2 separate regions of the Homo sapiens genome follow, and region 2 is linked to region 1. A link is an interaction called in ENCODE POLR2A ChIA-PET data of the cell type or tissue named here. Cell type or tissue: CD4-positive, alpha-beta T cell. All regions are shown on one strand. Each heading gives the region's core, and the rest is flanking DNA. Links, peaks and the distances in the headings are about the cores only. Region 1 overlaps STARD6 (StAR related lipid transfer domain containing 6). Region 2 holds the start of LOC124904306 (a long non-coding RNA gene).

Region 1 (10,115 bases), core at 886-8,885:
TTCTTTATAATTTATACAACCTGTGGTATTGTTATAGCCCCAGAAAATGGACTAAGACATTGGTTAAGTCTCATTGCTGCCAGCTGGAGGTGGAAGCTGTCTTTGTCTCTGGACTTCACTCATACTGCCTATGTTACCTCCTGCTTCTGCTGAGTGGAAGATAGAAATCAGCTCCCTGCTTGGTCAGTCTACATCACCTGGAAGGGCAATCAGTGCTGTCTGCATCTGCCAGGTAGAAGATGGGAGATTAGCTCCCTGCTCAGCTTTGTAGACACCATGGGATAGGGGTGTGTCAGGGCACCACCATCTGCTTCTGTGGGACAGGGGTGGGTAGGATAGAAAAGTGTCTCCTTGCTCTGCCACACTGAAACCATGGGGGTGGTTTGTAGGTTGATGCTTGGCTGGTGTAGGGTAGGCATTATAAAAAAGTGTTTTGTTCTGTTAGGCACCTGGTCCTATGACTAGGAGGAGAAGGCTTTTCATGCATGCAGTTGTGTGTGTGTGTGTGTGTGTGTGCATGTGTGTGTGTTTCTTTCCCACCTGGGATATGTGGGAGGCAATAAGGAAACCCAGAGAACTCACTGAATGTCATTCCTTAAGTCCCGACGTCCATAGATAGCTTGCTGCATTCTTTCCACCTATGCTTGAGTTTTCCTATGCTTGTTTATTGTGTTATGTGCAGGGTCTTTAAGTTTTAAGAGGAAAGACTTGGGAGGAATGGGCTATTGCATCTTGGCCACACCAGAAATTGTTTGATGACTCATTGCATTTAAAATTCTAAATGTCATTGGTCATACATTTTAGTGGAATTCTTTTCAATTTTTATGTTCATGTTTCCTACAATTGTCAGTTTAAGCAGTAAGTGAAAGAAAAACAATTTAAAATGTATTTTAACTTTTAGTTAATGCTGACCTCTGACTGTATCTGCTTTCTTATTGGTCCTTATACAGAGGATTTTACAGGGACAAAAGCAAAAGATAAAAATATACTAATAACACTTATTTAACATCATTCTTACGTGAGATTAAAAACGGTATTTAATGCCATATTCTTGTACAACTATGAGTTCTTATTTTTATGAACTATCTTCAGCCATGTGTACAAGAATACTGTCTAGAATAGTTTAACAGTATTATTTATGTGCGTTGACTTAGAAGTAAACAGCAATAACTACTACACATGATTTTATAGCAGAACGGCCTCATTTCTTCTTTTGGTATCATGAATGACTATTATGATGAAATCCACGTCTTGATGGAGTTCTGTGTGCCTTTATTCCATCTTTTGCATTGAGGATGAAGTTTACTAAGTTGGAAGGCATGGTTTTTTCAATTATTGATGGGGACAATTTTCCTCTCATTTCTGTCTGGACAAACATCACTAGTTTGGAATATGCTGGGTTTCTGTAAGCAAAAGAAGAGTTAAAAAAAGATAAGAAATTTTTAGATTTAACTACTGACTTTACAGGTTTTTGGAGAGCAGGATTCTTATCTTATTCACCGTTGACATACTTAAAAATTGTACTTAAAAATATTAAGTGGCTAGAATATTTCTTAAAATCTTGAGTTTTAGGCACCATTTCCTTTTTGTCATTTTATTGACTTTAAAAAATTCTAACAGTAATGTATGCTTATTATGAAAATTTAAACAATATAAATTTTTCATAATTAAAGAAAATTTTCCCTCCCTCATTTCCCTTATCCTGTTTCCCAGAGATAATCACTGTTTACAGTTTTAATTGTTATATTTTCGCGTGACTATCTTTCTCTCTCTCTATATATATACACAAAAACAGCATACATTTGTACATAAATGAATATGTTCCCCACATATATAAATATAGTTTTATTTTTTAATGGAGATATTTTTCTGCAACTAGTTTTATTTTTATCTTAATAGGACACTATGAACTTCCTTCTGTGTCTGTACATACAATCTACTTAACTGTTTTTCATGGCTACAGACAGTATTTCATTTTCTATTTAACAGTCCTTTTATTGACTATCATTTAGGTTGTTTCTCACTTTTGGCTACTGTAAGTAAAGCTGCAATAAAATATCTTTGTAATGTATCCATTTATGCTTTTTTTTTTTGAGACAGGGTCTTACTCTGTTGCCCAGGCTGGAGTGCAGTGACGTGATTCTAGTTCACTGCAGCCTCGAACTCCTGAATTTAAGCGATTCTCCAGCCTCAGTCTTCTGAGTGGCTGCGATTACAGGTGTGCCCAATCATGCCTGGCTAGATTTTAAAATTTTTTTAAAGAGACAGGGTCTCATTATGTTGCCAAGGCCAGTCTCAAGCTCCTTGCCTCAAGCGATCCTCCCACTTCGGCCTCCCAAAATGCTGGGATTACAGGTGTGACCCACCTCACCCAGCCCCATTTACACTTTTATAAATACTTATAATTTCTAGGTCAAAGGTTTGTGCATTAAGGTTTTTGACACATTAATTCCAAACTGCACTCTAAGTGGTATTTTATATTCTAGCCCATTGATCTTCACACTGGGGTCAGAAAGGGTGAATACTTTTAAGAGAATAAATTTTCCAATCTCTAACTTCCATATGCATTTTTTCCGTAATCAGATCTGTAAATATGTCTCTGTTGGAGATGTGGGCTTTTTCTTTCCTATCAGCCTGTTCAAAATCGCCCTTCTCTTGCTTTATGCAACAAAGGCATACCTGTTATCCACACTAAGTGGTACTATGGTGCTTTACCTTGGTATATAAAAATCTTTGAGATGCTAAAGGGAAAATCTGATTAGTGGCTAGTTGAGAAAAAATTCTTTTCCAAGTCATGCCATTTTTTTTTTTCAGTAAAACTTAAGGATCTAATTGAGTTGTCAGCTGACAGGTCTTTTTTTTTTTTTTTTTTCTTTTGAGACGGGGTCTCACTCTGTCACCCAGGCTGGAGTGCCGTGGAGTGATCTGGGATCACTGCAAGCCCCGCCTCCCGGGTTCAAACGATTCTCCTGCTTCAGCCTCCCGAGTAGCTGGGACTACAGGCCTGTGCCACCATGCCTGGCTAATTTTTGTATTTTTGGTAGAGATGGGGTTTCACCATGTTGGCCAGGCTGATCTCGAACTCCTGACCTCAGGTGATCCACCCGCCTCAGCCTCCCAAAGTGCTGGGATTACAGGTGTGAGCCACTGTGCTTGGCCAGGTCTTTTTTTAATGATAAACATTTTTTGATGATAGGTTACTACATAATTTATGGTATATAATTCATAAATTTTTTATATAAAAATAAAATAAAAAATATTTTTATATAATTCTCAAATTTTATTTTTATTTATTATTAAATCAAAAATTAATTGAATGACAGTGCTGGAATTATACTCTCTCCATTTCAACACATTTATGTTAATAAATTTTCTTTGATTTTCTTAAAATGAAAGCAGTAGTAGACTTGATATTGAATGCTGTCTTATTTTTCAGTAATATACACCCACAGTTAAATGAAATGAGTGTAATGGTTAAAAGCGTGGACTCAGGAACTAGTCTGCCTTGATTTGAAACTGAGCTTTGCTATTACCTATATGTAACCTTCAGATAGTTAATCTCTTTGGGCTTCCACTTTCTTTCCTGCCCATTGGGCATAGTCACACTACCTACTTTATGGGGTTACTTTGAAGATCAAATGAGTCAATATATACAAATTGTTTATAATAGTGCCTAGCACATAGTAAGTGCTATTTCAGTTTTGCTAATAATAAAATATGTGTTTCTAATAACAGTTTGCATTATGTTTAATATTTGTATACAAACATTTTTAATTTTGATCAATATATAATGATAACAACTTAATCCAGAAGGCATATATATATTTTTAATTGTTAGATAGTATGGTTATAGGAAATAAAACACATTTTAAAACTTTAAACACATGTCATTTTTACAGAGAATTAGGATGACTACGAAAAAATTCAAAGCATAAAATATATTCTATTAGAATAAAATTATATGAGGGAAAAATAAAAATGTGAGTTCAAGGAGGAAAGGAATGATGTAAAGTTTCTGACTGTTAAAAGTTGTATTTATTTTGAAATGAATAATTTAATGGTGGGTTTCAAGTTATGGTATTTATAATCTACTGGATACGTTTATAAGGATGGTATAACCGCTTTTTAAAAAATGTCAATGTTTAGCGCATGCTGGGAATTGTACTTTTCATCAACGTAATTTACTTTTCATCAATGTAATCCCTATGAAAAATTTTAATGTCAACTTAAAAATGTGCAAGAGAGAATATAGTTTTATAAAATTTTCAAGGGAGACTACCCTTCCAACAAATAGTGTGAGCGTCCATTTTCTTATACTTTTCTCTATGCAGGGTTTATACTATTTTTACAGTGCCTCAAATGGCTACACCGAGAACAGAGTAGTTCCCTCTTATACTCTGTTTCACTTTCTGCAGTTTCATTTATCCAAGGTCAACCTGTTCCAGAAATAAGAAAAATTCATAAGCTTTTAATTGTACATTGTTCTGAGTAATGTGATGAAATCTTACACCGTCCTGCTCTGTCCCACCCAGGATGTGAAATCATCCCTTTACCAGTGTATTCAGGCTGTATAGGCCACCCACCCGTTAGTCACTTAGTAGCCCTCTTGATTATGAGATTAAAAAAACCATGGTGTATACATAGGGTTTGGTACTATCCATGGGTTTAGGCATTTACTTGGGGTCATGGAACGTATCTCCATGGATAAATGGGGGAACTACTGTCCTTACTAGTAGTTTGTATGGTCTTAAATCTTTATTTGTGTTTACAATGGCTTTACACACATGAGAAAGCCTTTCTAATATTTACTGGAGTGCACTTCTACATTGACAAGGTGCAAGAAGGGGACTTGGCCTGTGAAGCACACTTTAAGCTGTGTAATTTTCCAACTCTAGTCCATGCCAGCAGTTGATTTACCTTGCTGAATTGGAGTAATTACCCTTCATTTGTTTTGTTTTCTCCTGCTATGGAGAATAAAGTCTTGGCCATAGATTCAAAATTGACAAATGGGTAGAAAGACCATACATTGTTATTATTATTATCTGCATCAACAATCGTATACATTAACATGAATAATTGTGAGGTTTTTTAGTTTTCCAGTTCAGTAGAGGAAATGTTAAGGAATACAGGTCCAAAATTTAATTTCATTTGGGCTTCCTTCACATACATTTTTTTTTTTGTACTGAGACATTTATATCTGACCAATACATCTGTTATCACGTGCCAATATCTTTTACTTAATAAAAAATCATTTAGCAAACATTAAAATTTAAGGAACTTGTGAAATGATATACATTGAATTTGAGTATATGCTTTTACAAAATAAGTATATTTTATGCTGCCATTTTATCCCAAGGCCACCTTTAGGCAGTGACTCATCTCTGATTTCTTCGGCTTTTCTTTTTATCTGAATGTACCTACTGGATCTCATTTTGCAGGTATCTGCTCTTAGTAGGTAGTCCATTGGGAAGAATTCATTCAAAGTAAAACATTCATTACTGATAAATGTTAAGTGTGCTATAATTCTAGGAAAGTTTATTTTTAATTCACAAAAGTTCCTTAATAATTTACAGAAATGACTCTAATGGAGAAATAGAAAACATCAAGGAAGCTTAACTGCTGGGAAATGTTTGTGTGTGTTTGACTGTTCTCAGAAACCTCAGATCATACTTTATAGGGAAGTATCCATTCTGATTATACTTAAAATGAAAACGATTATAAGAAGTTATTTTAAAAATCATATTTAGGGGAAGTTTTTTTCCCGCAACAGAATATGCTGCTACATATTTCTACTGATGAGCCAGCAATCTTAAACTAAATCACAAGTTGAACTAAAAAAACCTGTTAAAATAAATAAGTGCAAACAACACTTACTCTTCCATTGGTGAACATACAAAGCCACAAGGATGGTTATAACCGCGGATATAATTTGAAGATGGAGGATATTCTGGAAAATCCACACTTTTAGCTAAGAGATTTTAAAAAATTAAAATGAAACCTATTCACAAAGAGGAAAAACTATTTCCAGCAGCATATTTTTAGAAACATATAGCATTTAAGTTAGTTAATAGCATTAACATTAGTTTTATATATGTGAATGTGTATTTGCACATGTGAAGCCAAAATTGAGAAAATACCAGTATCAACACTATTGTCCTCTTGAACTTTTTCCTGCTAGTTATTTCTAAAGATGCTGTCAACTTCTGTATACAAGAAAAATGGTTAAAAGTATCATTGAACTATTTTCTGAGATTTGAAGCAAAAGATAGCTCAAATCTCAGAAAATAGTTAATGCTGATAACTAACTTAAATCTCACTGGGTTTGAGTGAAAACTGTTAACTGGCTTTGGGTGAATACTATTCTGCTAGGGTCCTGGGTTCATAGATTTTTGTGTTAATCATGTTTTTTTTTTTAAATAAAATATTCAAAGTAGTTAGATGGTCTGTCAGTAAAGGTACTTTAAAATGCTTCCTTCTGCAATTCCCTGTAGCTAACTTCAAACTCTAACTAAAAATCAATAGAGTTTATTTTAGAATTATGCAACCTAGTGTCTGTATTCTATGTGAATGCAGAGGGGGGTGGTTTATGATTTCATTTATGATAATATATATACTCTTCTAAAACTATTTTAAAAGATATATTTGTTTATTCTGTGCAACTGAATCCTGCTCTTGTCAGAGAAGATGGATTTTCTGATATGATTTTAACATAAAGCAAATCAATTCCATGGGAAATACAATGTAAAACACTAAGGAGACTAGAGTTGTTGAATGAATTTTCCATTTTTATGACTTATATCATTATCTTAACAGAGCCTATAATAGTACTGCCAGAGTGATCTTATTATAAAAGATTTTTTCCCTGTTTGAAATATGGAAATTATGCTTGTCTTCTTTAAAAAAATCTGTTGTAGTCTACAAACAGGTATGGGTCTTTTATGAAGCATATGGTGTGGTAGTTAGCACTTATTTTGGAAAATCAGAAAGATCTGAGTTTTAATTCTGGGTTACCTACTTATTAGCTATGTAACTTACTTTCTTAACTGCTTAATTTCCATGAACTTCAGTTTCCTCACTAGTGAGATAATGCAAGCAAAATATTTAGCTTAAAGCAAGGTGCAGGGCAGGATAAAAAAAAAGAAATGTTAAGAAAACTATGAGTACTGATTGAAAATTCATTCAATGGAAACTTTTAAAAGCAAATTGAGTAGTGATTTGTGCACCACGTGGTTGATTACCTCTAGTTGTTGATTTTAACCTCTACTTCTTTTTTTAGCTTCCCTCTGATCACTAATAATTATATAGAAATGGTCTGCTTTCAAAATGTGGAAAATAACAGATCTATGATCTGTTCAGACAAACTATTTTATGTTGTAGGCAGTGAATACATTATATGTGCCCTCATTTCAAAAATGAGACAACGAAACATATATGAACATTATGAACATCAGCCCTTAGTGGTATGCTGCAGAAAGAGCTAACTGGGTTTGAATGAGTGCTATGACTTAGTCTGAACTCTGAAATGTAGAGTACTAAAGATATCTCGGAGGAACTGAAATCTTGTTGGGAAATAATAATTAACGAAACGTAGTTGTCCCTGGTGCCAAGTAGAAATGGTGAAATTAATTCAAATTATAGAGAAAAACGGGCTCTATGCCACTGTGATACCCAAGTTCCTTCACCATGAGTTATCTTAAGTTATCTGAGTCCATAGATCTGTATGGTATGAAATGGTATGTTCTCATCAATAATGCAAGTTAGAAAATGATTACACATTTGCATTTTACAGAATGACATATTTGGGAGTGGGGATAGGGATACATCAAAACCGGCAGTTTCTAAAAGAAATAAAAGCACATTTATGTAAAGAGCCATCTAGTGGAAATTTCTTTAACAGTTTTATCAGTTACTGGATATGTGCATTATAAGCAATTCAAATATAAAATTATATCTGACAATTAATTTTGTTTCTTAGGATTTAAAAAATGTATACCCAAAGTTTTAGGCTACAAGTATCTATCTATACTCAGTGCTACAGGATATATGCTGCAAAAGTCTAAGAGATGTTGCAAATATTGACCATTATATAAATGGCACCTTCAGAGTGTCACTAGGCATATCTACATGATACGTCTAATTGTTGATCCCACTAAGTAAATTTAAAAAGGAAATAATTAAAATATAATTTCTTTGAAGCTGTGAATAAAGGGAAAACATTTATTAATGGCTCGCAGTAATTCCAAGATATGGGCAAAATGTTTCAACTTACAACTGATAATGTTCATATTTCCTTCGTAGCGCTTGATGTACACTAAGTCGATAAAGTCTCGAGGGGAAATGGAGCCCACGGCAAAACTTTGTGTAATGGTATGACATATGAATGTGTCCTGCAACAAATCAAACCGTAAAGATAACAAACGTTACTTAATATCTATTCTTTGTATTGTTTCCCCCCCAAATTTTATTGCATATGATTGGCCTCTATTTGGAAAAAGCAGGGCTTTGAAATTTTAAGATCTCGTCACCAAATCAGCTTGGATTTTGAGTGTTAAAGGAGCATTAAATCTACGAGTGTAGAAAATTCAAGAAGCAATCTTGATATCATCTACTCTTTCAATTTTTAGATGGAGAAATTGAAGCCTAACAGATTAAATCACATTCACATCTAGAGATAAGTACAGAAATAGAACCCAGGTTTCCTGATTCCCCATACAGTACTATTTCTACTACTCCACATAGGCTAAGTAATATATTCTGAAAAATACATTGATTTAGCACCCTGTGGTGTAAGGTCTAACATTAAAGACCAATGTTGTATGCTGGTAAAACCAGCATAGGGTGAAACCAGGAGGGTCTTGAATGGCCTAACTGCACATTCCTTTCCCTCTTCATTCCTGCAGATAAGATCCCCTAGCCAAACAACCCTCCTTCTCAACAGGACCAGCACAGTTACTATTTATCCCTGTTGAGCGGTTTCAGTTCCCTGGTGGCCCATGGAATCATTCAAACAAGTCAATCACATTCTTCTACAGGAACTGGGGCTCACCCTACCCTGTTGACACAAAGGCTACCTCCCACAGCCCCTAGGTGTTCACCCTGTTCCCATGTTGCCCTGTGTGGCATAGTTTGTTCTCCCTCCTTGGTCTGTGATTAATGATTAATAAACTTCAGTCTACCTCACTTGTCCATTGGTGGGTATTATGTGTTTGGCCATCCCCATAACCCTAGAGTGGGAATCTCTCCCTCACCAGTAGGTTGAAGAGGAGGCAGTTAAGACACATCCTTGACCAGGCATGGTGGCACATGCCTGTAATTCCAGCTACTTGGGAGGCTGAAGTAGGATGATCACTTGAGCCCAAGAGTTTGAGGCTAGAGTGAGCTTTGATCACAACACTGCACTCTAGCCTGGGCAAGAGAGTGAGACCCTATCTCTAAAAAGAATAATAATTATAAAAATAAATAAGTAAATAAAACATACTCCTGGAGATGAATACTACAAATCTTTACAAAAAGGGAAAATAATTCTAATTTAGAATTAGGAGACCAGGTACGAGTCCTGGTTCTATCACATATTGGCTGCATCATCCTTGAATAAGTCATATAATCTCTCTGAATTTGTTTTCAGGTTTTTGGATGTCACGTCTAGTATTCTTTCTATTATAACATATGACTTGCAACAACAATAGAAATTTCTGGGCTGGGTGCGGTGGCTCACGCCTGTAATCCCAGCACTTTGGGAGGCCGAGGCAGGCTGATCACAAGTTCAGGAGATCGAGACTATCCTGGCTAACACGGTGAAACTCTGTCTCTACTAAAAATACAAAAAATTAGCCGGGCGTGGTGGCGGGCACCTGTAGTCCCAGCTACTTGGGAGGCTGAGGCAGGAGAATGGCGTGAACCTGGGAGGCGGAGCTTGCAGTGAGCCGAGATTGTGCCACTGCACTCCAGCCTGGGGTGACAGAGCGAGACTCTGTCTCAAAAAAAGAAATATCTGAAGTGCTAATCAAACTGTATGATTAGTATCATACAAAGATGAATGAAATAGTTAAATTTTTGGATTTTCATTTGTGATGCCCAGTGGTTCTCAAACTGAATGTTCAAATCCCAAGAAGATC
Region 2 (10,115 bases), core at 1,433-9,432, 81 kb before region 1:
CAGCCCCAACTTTGCTTCAAGATTGGATTGGGCAACCGGAGTGGGAGCCAACAGTGGGGAGAAACCAGACAGTGGGAGCAGGCACTTCCAAGCCTGCAAGGGAAGCGGCGGCTCCCTGGGTCCCCAAGAGTGCAGAGATCCCTGGGCCCATAGCCACAGCTTTTGTGGCTGCAGCTGTGCCTGGGAGGGTAGAGCTCCTGCCTGCTCCTGGCTCCCAAGAGCACAGGGGTACCTGGGTGGCAGCCGTGGCTTGGGCAGCTGCCGTTGGGCCTGGGGAACTCCTGGCTCCCAAGAGAACAGGGGTGCTCAGGTCACAGAAGGCTTGAGCGGCTGCAGGCGCACCTGGGGAGCTCCTGCCCCACCAACTCAGAAGCGGCGCAGCTTCCACTTGTCCCCGGCTCCAGCAGGCTCAGTGGAACCCCGTGCAGCCCTGGCGGTGCCTTCTCTTCACGTTTTCCCCGCAGTGCGTTGGCCCCGGCCATCCCCACACAAATGAACCCAGTGCTTCCAGGGCTGGCCCTGTGAGTCCCGGCTGCGCCCTCAGCTGGGTGCTCGTGGGCTCCTGGGATGCAGCGGGCAGTGAGGTTGAGGTCACGGTGGAGGCTCCAGACCTGGGAGCAGGTCCTGCCCAGCTGTGCGAGGTAGGGGTGGCACATTTGGCTGCGTCGGAAATGCGGGGCACAGAGCACCCACCGCCACTACTGCTGCTCCCACAGCCACCGCTGCTGCCACTGCTCGTGCCTCCCTGCTGCAACCAGCATGATGGTAGCAGCCGCTCTGGACGGCCTGCCATTGCCATCAGTCTCATTTCTGAATATTATGCTCTTGGGTGTATTGAAGGTATTGACAAGGGCTACAGTCTCATCTGAGGCTCAGACTCCTCTTCCAAGCACATGTGGTGGTTAGCACAGTTCATTCCTTGCAGCTACCGAACCCCCTTTTTTGAGCCAGGATCTCACTCTGTTACTGGGGCTGGAGTACAATAGCACTATCACAGCATACTGCAGCCACAACCTCCCCGGCACAGGAGATCCTTCTGCCTCAGCCTCCCGAGGAGCTGGGACTACAGGCACAGCCACCACATCCAGCTAATTTCTGTATTTTTTGTAGAGACAGAGTCTCACTATGTTGCCCAGGCTGGTCTCAAATTCCTGCACTCAAGCAATCCTCCTGCCTCAGCCTCCAAATGTTCTGGGATTACAGATGTGAGCCACTACATCCGGCCAGCTAGCTATAGAATTCTTGATGGTTTGTTTCTTCAAGACCTGCAGGAGAGCCTCTGACTTCCATCTGGATACCCTTTGTTGAAAGGGGTCATCTGGTTAAATCAGGCCCACTAAGGATAATTTCCCTTTGATTAACATAAAGCCAACTAACTGGGGACCTTAATTACATCTGCAAAATTTCTTTACCTTTGCCAGCTGACATAATGTAATCACAGGAGTGATAGCCCACCACTTTTGCCATATTCTATTCGTTGAAAGTTATTTAAAGGTTCTGCTCACACTCAAAGGGGAGGGGAGTATACAAAATCTATAGCTTTTCAGGGTCACACGTACGATTCTGACCACCACAACTTTTCTACCATCTGGATTAATATATTTAAAGTGTTTGGTTTTTTTTGTTTTGTTTTGTTTTGTTTTTTTGAGGCGGAGTTTCATTCTTGTTGCCCAGGCTGGAGTGCAATGGCGCGATCTCGGCTCACCGCAACCTCCGCCTCCCTGGTTCAAGCGATTCCCCTGCCTCAGCCTCCTGAGTAGCTGGGATTACAGGCGCCCGCCACCATGCCCAGCTAATTTTTGTATTTTTAGTAGAGACAGGGTCTTGCCATGTTGGCCAGGCTGGTCTTGAACTCCTGACCTCGGGTGATCCACCCGCCTCAGCCTCCCAAAGTGCTGGGGATTACAGGTGTGAGCCACCGAGCCTGGCCAAAGTTTTTGTATTGCTTTAATGGTTATTGACTGTTCTGACTTAGCTTTTTGTTTTTTCTCGTCAATTTTAATTTAGGTTTTTGCATGTCTGAACACATAAAATTGTACAACTAAAAACACTCTTAGAACATGTGGGTACCATTGTGAATTATCAGTAACAAGTAAATGTACAGCATATTGAATTGTGATGTTTTCACATTAGATCAGTTTGACATTTATTTTAAATTTTTGTGTTTCTTCCCCGAAATTTTTTATAAGGAATGAAATCAATTGTTAGATATCCTTAGTAATTCAATTTAGAGGCAAATATTTGTTGTCATCCTCTCAAGCTTCTGAATCAGTTTAATTGAAGAGTATACTCAGTTTTCAACTGGCACTGGTGAAAAAAAAGAAAAAAAAAAGAGAAACAACCACCACCATTTGGAACTTCTTGTTTGTGTGAATCTGGAATTTCACACAGACAAGATATAGAAATGAATGCTGATGCTGATACATCACCAACGGTCATCCACAAACTCTCCTTGGGAAATCGTGTGGCCATTATTCTCTAGTTACATTATTTTTATTAAGGATTACAAAGTAAATACATAGTCATAAAATTATTCTGTTATGCACAGCGGGGTGGTGATTGAGGTGTGTGTGTGTGTTTTTTTTTGTTTTTGTTTTTGTTTTTAGATGGAGTCTTGCTCTGTCGCCCAAGCTGGAGTGCAGTGGCGCGATCTTGGCTCACTGCCACCTCTGCCTCCCGGGTTCACGCCATTCTCCTGCCTCAGCCTCCCGAGTAGCTGGGACTACAGGCACCCACTACCACGCCCAGCTAATTTTTTTTTTTTTTTGTATTTTTAGTAGAGATGGGGTTTCACTGTGTTAGCCAGGATGGCCTCGATCTCCTGACCTCATGATCAGCCCACCTCGGACTCCCAAAGTGCTGGGATTACAGGTGTGAGCCACCGCGCCCGGCCTGAGGTGGGTGTTTTGAGTGAGATTTTGGAAATTTTGCTTGACTAAAGGGTCTGTTGCCTGAAAAACATTTGAAAGCCACAAAACAATTTGAGCAATGATAGTAGTGTATTGGGAAGCCTGGACCTGTAGCTGGTAAATGAATCTAAGAAATTCAGGAGTCTCATCAAGTAATAATTACATTCAATTCCTCCTTCGATTACAGCGCTATTTTATAATTTGACCATATCTACCTAGTCTGATAACAGGACTGCTGACGTCACCTCTTTAACCTACAGGTTTTTTGAACCCACTTAGGATCACATTCATATTCTCCTACAGTGACACATGATAACCCATCTTGTGTGGCTGATTAAGCCATACATCTGAATAAATAACTCTCCTACCACCAAGAGCTGACTATATGCATTTTATCAGACAAGGTCTAGTCTTGACTGTCAGCTATAGTTTTAGTCAACTGTAGGCTTCAAGATGTTCATGATACAATTTTCCAAACAGAGAAAACAAAGTAGATTCCTTGGTATAAGTGACAAAGATTCCTCCTCTGCAATGGGGCCAGGAAAGGACCTAAATTGAAAGATCCTGAAGTGCTAGCTTTTTCAATGTATTTTGTTGTTGTTGTTTTCGATTTTATTGAGGTATAATTGAAGTACACCAAACCAAACACATTTAAAGAGTACAGTTTGATCAGTCTTAACATATATACATACCATAGTCAAGGTAACAAACGTTTTCATAAGCCTCAAGTTTCCTTTGCCCCTTGGCAATGCTTCCCTGCCTCCAACCCCTTCTCCAGAGAGCCACTGAGCCTTCTGTAACCATCGATTAATTAGCATGTTCCAGACTTCTACATAAATGGCATTATACAGTACGTACTTTTTTTTTTTTTTTTGGCCTGACTTTTTTCATTCAGCTACTTTTTTTCTTTCTTTCTTTTCTTTCTTTTTTTTTTTTTTTTTGAGATAGGGTCTTGCTCTTTCACCCGGGCTGGAGTGCAGTGGTGCAATCACAACTCACTGAAGCCTTGACCTCCCAGGATCAAGTGATCGTCCCACCTCAGCCGCCTGAGTAGTAGCTGGGACTGCAGGTGAGTACCACCATGACTGGCTAATTTTTTCTGTACAGATAGAGTCTCACTATGTTGCCGAGGCTGGTCTCCAACTCTAAATCCTGGACTCAAGCAATCCTCCCACTTCAGCCTCCCAAAGTACTGGGATTACAGGCATAAGCCACAATGCCAGCCTTCATTCAGCAACTTATTTTAAGATTTATCCATGTTGTGGTAAACAGTGAACATCAATACTCTGTTCCTTTTTATTGTTGAGTAGTATTTAACTACATGGTTGTACCACAATATATCTATTCATATATTGATGGACATTTGGATTGTTTTTGACTATTGCTAAAAAGCCTGCAATGAATATTTGCAATCTTTATACAAGCATATGTTTTCATTTCTTTTGGATAAATACCTAGAAGAGGAATGACACATAATAGATGTATATTGAACTTTTAAAGAAACTACCAACAACTTTCCACAGTCACTGCACCATTTTGCATTCCCACCAACAGTGTCTAAGTGTTCTAGTTGCCCCATATCCTCATCTTCATGTGGTAGAGTCAGTTTTTTTTTTTTTTTTTTTAAAAGAGTTGAGACTTTCCTGAGGCAGGAGAATCACCTGAACCCAGGAGGCAGAGGTTGCAGTGAGCCAAGATCATGCCACTGCACTCCAGCCTCCAGCCTGGGCGACAGAGGGAGACTCTGTCTCAAAAAAAAAAAAAAAAAGTTTAGCCTTTCAGTGGGTGTGTGTATTGGCATCTCATTGTGATTTTAAGTTACATTTCCCTGATGACTAGTAATGTTAAGCGTCTTTTCAGGGCCGGGTGTGGAATCCCAGCACCTTGGGAGGCCCCAAGGTGGGCAGATCTCTCGAGCCCAGGAGTTCAAGACCAGCCTGGCCCACAGGGCAAAACCCTGTCTCTACAAAAAATCAACCTAAAGAGGGGATAGTTTTTAAACCCTTTTGGTCTTTACCATTTGAATAATGAAGAGTTCTGTTCTCCTCTTTCAGAGACGCTGTATTTACACACACACACACACACACACACTCTCTCTCTCTCTCTCTCTGTCTCTCCACAGCCCCACCCCCCATCTTTGTTCTTCCCCAAGGCAAGAACAGATGTTTATTTAATTAGTGAAAGGAGGAGAGTCTGACAATCGTAAGGCTATTGTGGGGTTAATGGTGCTGTGGCCCAGCCTTTAGAATCCTTTCTGGGTTTCCTCCCCCGAGGCATTGTGGGCTGACTCTGCTTCAGGTTCTCATCAGTAAGCTGGCAGGTGTGTTCGGCCTCCTGCAGGCCCCGACAGGCCTTTGTTCTCTCAGAAGCAGCTTCTCACCCTGCCACTAAGTGGAAGAATCAGGTTTGCTGTTCACATGGGGCTCTTCATTTCCAATTCACCATGGGTAGAGCTATGAGAGATGTAGGAAGGGGACCTCAGGATAAAACTTCTTTTTCCCCTCCATAACCACTTTTACTGCTAATAAAGTTGAGAATCAAAACATTTTTTACCTTCTTGGGTCTATTTCTGAGTTAGTAGAATCTGGAGGGGATTTTAACTATGGCTTTGAGATTAAAAAACAACAACAAAAATAAAACGCTGTGATTGACTTATGTAAACACATGGCTGTTCTGTTCCCTTCGTGGCCGACTTGCTCAGCTCAGCGGAAACGCAGTTAATGAAGAACTCTGTTTGTTGTCCCACCTTCTTTGCAGATGTCTTCAAGATCAGACTCCCTCCTGTCTCGTTCAATACTTAAGTATTTAGATACCTTGTAAAAAGCCTGGGTGTTACACAGGCATTTGCTGAGACAGGAAACAGAGGAAAGCATAAGTCAAAGAAACAGTAAATTTCAAGGCAGAAAGGGCTGATTCAAAAGCATTAAATAGAGCTATAGTCTGATAACATGATGCTAACCTGAGAAGCTCAGAAATTTTTCCTTGAAGAATTGATAAAGGTGACTCAGGGAAAATACCAGAGCAGGTATGGATGCCAGCAAATCTGGTTTGTTTCAAAAGCAGACGACGTCTCCTTTAATTTACTGAGTTAAAAATGCATATAATATTTTTATGGCATACATTTTCCCCTTAAAACTGTATATTCTTTGTGATCATGATCTTAGCAATAATAGTTTTGCCAACCACAGTCCCGTTCAGGAACATAACCTCTATAATTGATGAACATGTTCCTTTTAGATTTGTGCGTGGGGGGGGGTAAGGGAATCATTAAATATAAAAATAAAATAATTTAAATGTTCTGATTGAAAATCATAAGCTGGAGGCACATCCAAAATACCCATGGGTGTTGGAACAATACTGTCTTTGACATTATAAAATTATAAATTATATCAACATTATAAATTATATTGATTCGTTCCTGAAATTTTCTCCAGATATTTAAAAACAGATCAGTAAAAACCTCAAAACTGACTTTATCCTTCTAAAGTTTAAAATTTCATGACTGGCCGGGTACAGTGGCTCACACCTGTAATCCCAGCATTTTGAGAGGCCGAGATGGGTGGATCACCTGAGGTCAGGGGTTGGAGCCCAGCCTGGCCAACATGGCAAAACCCCGTCTCTATTAAAAAATACAAAAATTTGCCAGGCATGGTGGCACCCACCTGTAGTCCCAGCTACTTGGGAGGCTGAGGCAGGAGAATGGCTTGAATCCAGGAGGTGGAGATTGCAGTGAGCCAAAGTCACATCACTGCACTCTAGCCTGGGTGGCAGAGTTAGATTCTGTCACGGAAAAAAAAAAAAAAAAATGTTATGATTAGTTAGCCAGCTAGAGGTACAAACTCACACGAGGCCATCTGAGAATTCGATAATTTTTAGTGTTATCATAAATTTATTACCTATAAAAGTATCTATAAAATCCTGGATCTGGCCATTCAAACCTTCCCTGACAGTAGGGTTAATCTGGTGTTTGAGATTATGAAGGTTCTATATCTGACAGACATTTTGGAGGCCTTTTCAATTCTATCATCTTAAGACAACTGCCTTGAACTCTGTAAACTGCAGTCTTTTCTCTGATTGAAGTCTACTAATATCTCCTTATATAATTCAAGTGAATAAAAGGTTTGAATTAAATAGGGCATACAGTAAAAGACTTTTGCTATCAGAACAGTTCAAAAACCTTTTCAGATTTGTGGACTTCAAGTCTTGCCAATCTTTTAACCTACTTATATTCAATCAATGAGATCTGTTTGAATGCACTAAAGAGTAGATTCAACCCAATGTCAAAGAGAATATTCTTCCAACACCTAACACTATAGACAAATTAATTTGTTGCCTATTTCATCTACTAGTTATGACAGCATCCTCTTCAATAATTGCAAGTCTAAATTTTCAGATCAATACTGAAATGGGTTTCAGGCATGACTATTCTGCTATTAACCTGTTATACTATTTTAACATCTTATAATGAAGTCAATTGAAAAAAGATAATATTATTGGCAGCTTTTATTGGCCACTTACTGACCTTGAACTAAAGGTTAATCTGTACAAGCTCAATATAGATCCTGGTTGTTGACACTTTTATAAAACCTGCACTTCAGTGGACAAGAATAATGTCCTGGCATATTTCAAATAATGTCCTGGCATATTTCAAATAATGTTAAATATAATTCGAAGCCACCTACAATTCTTGTGTATTTTCTTTAAATAATCTAGCTTTTTCTAAATTTTATATTTATTTAAACTCTCTACAGTGGGTGCTTAAAAAAATAGTTGGCTCTTGTGTTTGTGTTCTTTACAATATCAAACCATGATATGGAGAGGATAAACTTGAGCCACCAAGAAGTGGACTCTGCCTAGGAAGACAGTTTGCTGAAGTTAGAAAGTACTGGTCTAGGAACCAGAAAACCTGATTCTGCCCAAGAGTTAGAATTGTGAGTGAGTTCTTTCTGGTTTTTAGTTTCCTTATCTGTAAAATAATTACCCAGTTCAATTGGATAATCTCTATGATCCCTTCCACATTCTGCATACTTGGATATCTACTGTTTCTAAATATTTTGGCATTTCTTATAAAGCCCTTTCACATTTACTTTATTATTTTTTCCTCACAAGAATTCCTGAAATAGATAAGGCAGAAGTTTAGAGGATAGATAGGTTGGGTATCATTTTAGATGTGGTAACTAAGGTTACGGGAGATTAGGTGTGATATGATTTGGCTGTGTCCCCACCCAAATCTCATCTTGAATTCCCACGTGTTGCAGGAGGGACCTGGTGGGAGGTAATTGAATCATGCGGCAGGTCTTTTGCGTACTGTTCTTGTGATAGTGAATAAGTCTCATGAGATCTGATGGTTTTAAAATGGGGAGTTTCCCTGCACAAGCTCTCTTCTCTTGCCTGCTGCCGTGTGAGACATTCTTTTCACCTTCTGCCATGATTATGAGGCCCCCCCAGCCACATGGAACTATAAGTCCCTTAAATCTCCCTTTCTTTTGTAAATTGTCCAGTCTCAGATATGTCTTTATCAGCAGTGTGAAAATGGACTAATTCAAGGTGATTGGTAAAAATTACCTATCTGGGGACTGGAGCAGTGGCTCACGCCTGTAATCCCAGCCCTTTGGGAGGCCAAGGTGGGCAGATCATGAGGTCAGGAGATTGAGACCATCCTGGCTAACACGGTGAAACCCCGTCTCTACTAAAAATACAAAATTAGCTGGGCATGATGGCACACACCTGTAGTCCCAGCTACTCAGGAGGCTAAGGCAGGACAATCCCTTGAATCTGGGAGCCAGAGGTTGCAGTGAGCAGAGATTGCTCCACTGCACTCCAGCCTGGGTGACAGAGCAAGACTCCGCCTCAAAAAAAAAAAACAAAAATTACCTATCTGGTAAATAGCAGGACTGGAACATAAACTCAGATCCTCTGATTCCAGCAAATTTCTACATAGGCCACAAAAACACACACAACAGGAAGTATAACTGCTTGGAATCATTAGTTATATGCATGAATTACTTCTAAAGGAAGTGATACTTCCTTTAACTACTGAAACTACACTACACTTAAACTCAAAGTTAATAATAGAAATAAAAGTAATAAAATAACCAGTGCTTTATTGTAATATGAATAGGAGGGTAATTACAATGGTTTGGAAAATAACAGCTGAGCTCTGAGGGTTAGGTTTGAGGCTACAGTGTGGAGCACAGTTATGATTCAGTTATGACTCCCCCCTTACCGGAAATGTACCGAAAATGTACAGAGGTGTTTGGAGAAGCAAAGCTATGAGGAAAGAGGAAAAACTGGGAAACCCTCATTACATAGCTAGGTGAAAATTAATGAGAAAACTAATGGCATAAAAACATTTGAAAAGCAATAGCATATGAGAAACATATCATGTATCACGTTGGATAAAAGTAAGACTAGGAGAGGATATAAACTTGATGGTTAGATCGCAGTAAAAACAAAGTTTGTGCCTACAGAATTACAGCTTTAAAAAGTGATAGGACACAAGAAGCACACACTGAAATACCAAGGAATAAAGGACATGATGTGCAAAATGTATTCTGAAATAGTTAAGAAAAAATAATTGTGTTTGTGTGTGTGTGTGTTGTGTGTGTGTCTCAAAATGTTAAAGAGTGATAAATCTGGGTAAAGGATACATGATAGTTCTTTCCATTATTCTTAAAATTTTTCTGTAGGTCTGAATCATTTCAAAATCAAATGTAAAAGAAAAAAGCAGTGATAGGAGCACAGCCATTAAGCCATTCAGCAATGTTACAAGACTTTTAATAGAGCTGAGAAGAATTTCATGATTTCATGTAGTATTTCATACACAGATCAGTGGACTTGAATTCTGGTTCACATTTGTCCTCTAAGTAGCTATGCAGTCTTGGACTATTCTTGGAAAAATTGGTTTTGGACTAGATCAGTGATTTAAAAACTCTTCTGTGGATTCTGGAAAAGTATTTTGGGCCCAAAACAGCAAAGCAGGAAGTATGCCAGGCGTGCCTTCCATCCCTGTCCCCGTTTAACCGGAGAAGCATTCCTTTTTTTTTTTTTTTTTTACTTACTTTTTTTTTGAAGTTCCCATTGTTTCAAAACATTTTTTTTCCTCCCAAAGCCAGTGAACTAGATGACCTTTAAGGCTGATTTCAAGCATGAGTTCACAGGCTTCAGTTGTTTGGGGGGAAACTGTGGTATATCAGACCCAAGGGC

Evidence for each region. Peaks named below come from ENCODE experiments on the same cell type or tissue, not always from the same donor. Only the 100,000 strongest peaks of a DNase experiment are listed, where the experiment ranks them.
Region 2: POLR2A ChIA-PET joins it to region 1 with 12 read pairs; 2 of 35 experiments call an interaction of 5 or more read pairs at or near these places.

Annotation. Positions count from the first base shown.
Region 1 is chr18:54,323,473-54,333,587 of GRCh38, forward strand. STARD6 (StAR related lipid transfer domain containing 6) reads right to left here. Exons shown (of 8, transcript NM_139171.2): 6 at 8,270-8,387; 7 at 5,875-5,968; 8 at 1,020-1,403. The coding sequence ends at 1,220. Among named protein-coding and RNA genes, the nearest start is that of STARD6, 29 kb to the right of the region's middle. In CD4-positive, alpha-beta T cell, for the core only: no CTCF peak of the experiment used is centred there; no DNase peak of the experiment used is centred there.
Region 2 is chr18:54,242,059-54,252,173 of GRCh38, forward strand. LOC124904306 (a long non-coding RNA gene) reads right to left here and starts at 6,653. Exons shown (of 2, transcript XR_007066378.1): 1 at 6,572-6,653; 2 at 5,062-5,756. RefSeq lists enhancers at 4,423-5,308, 5,309-6,195 and a silencer at 9,101-9,170. In CD4-positive, alpha-beta T cell, for the core only: no CTCF peak of the experiment used is centred there; a DNase peak (open chromatin) is centred at 5,223; H3K27ac peaks cover 615 bases.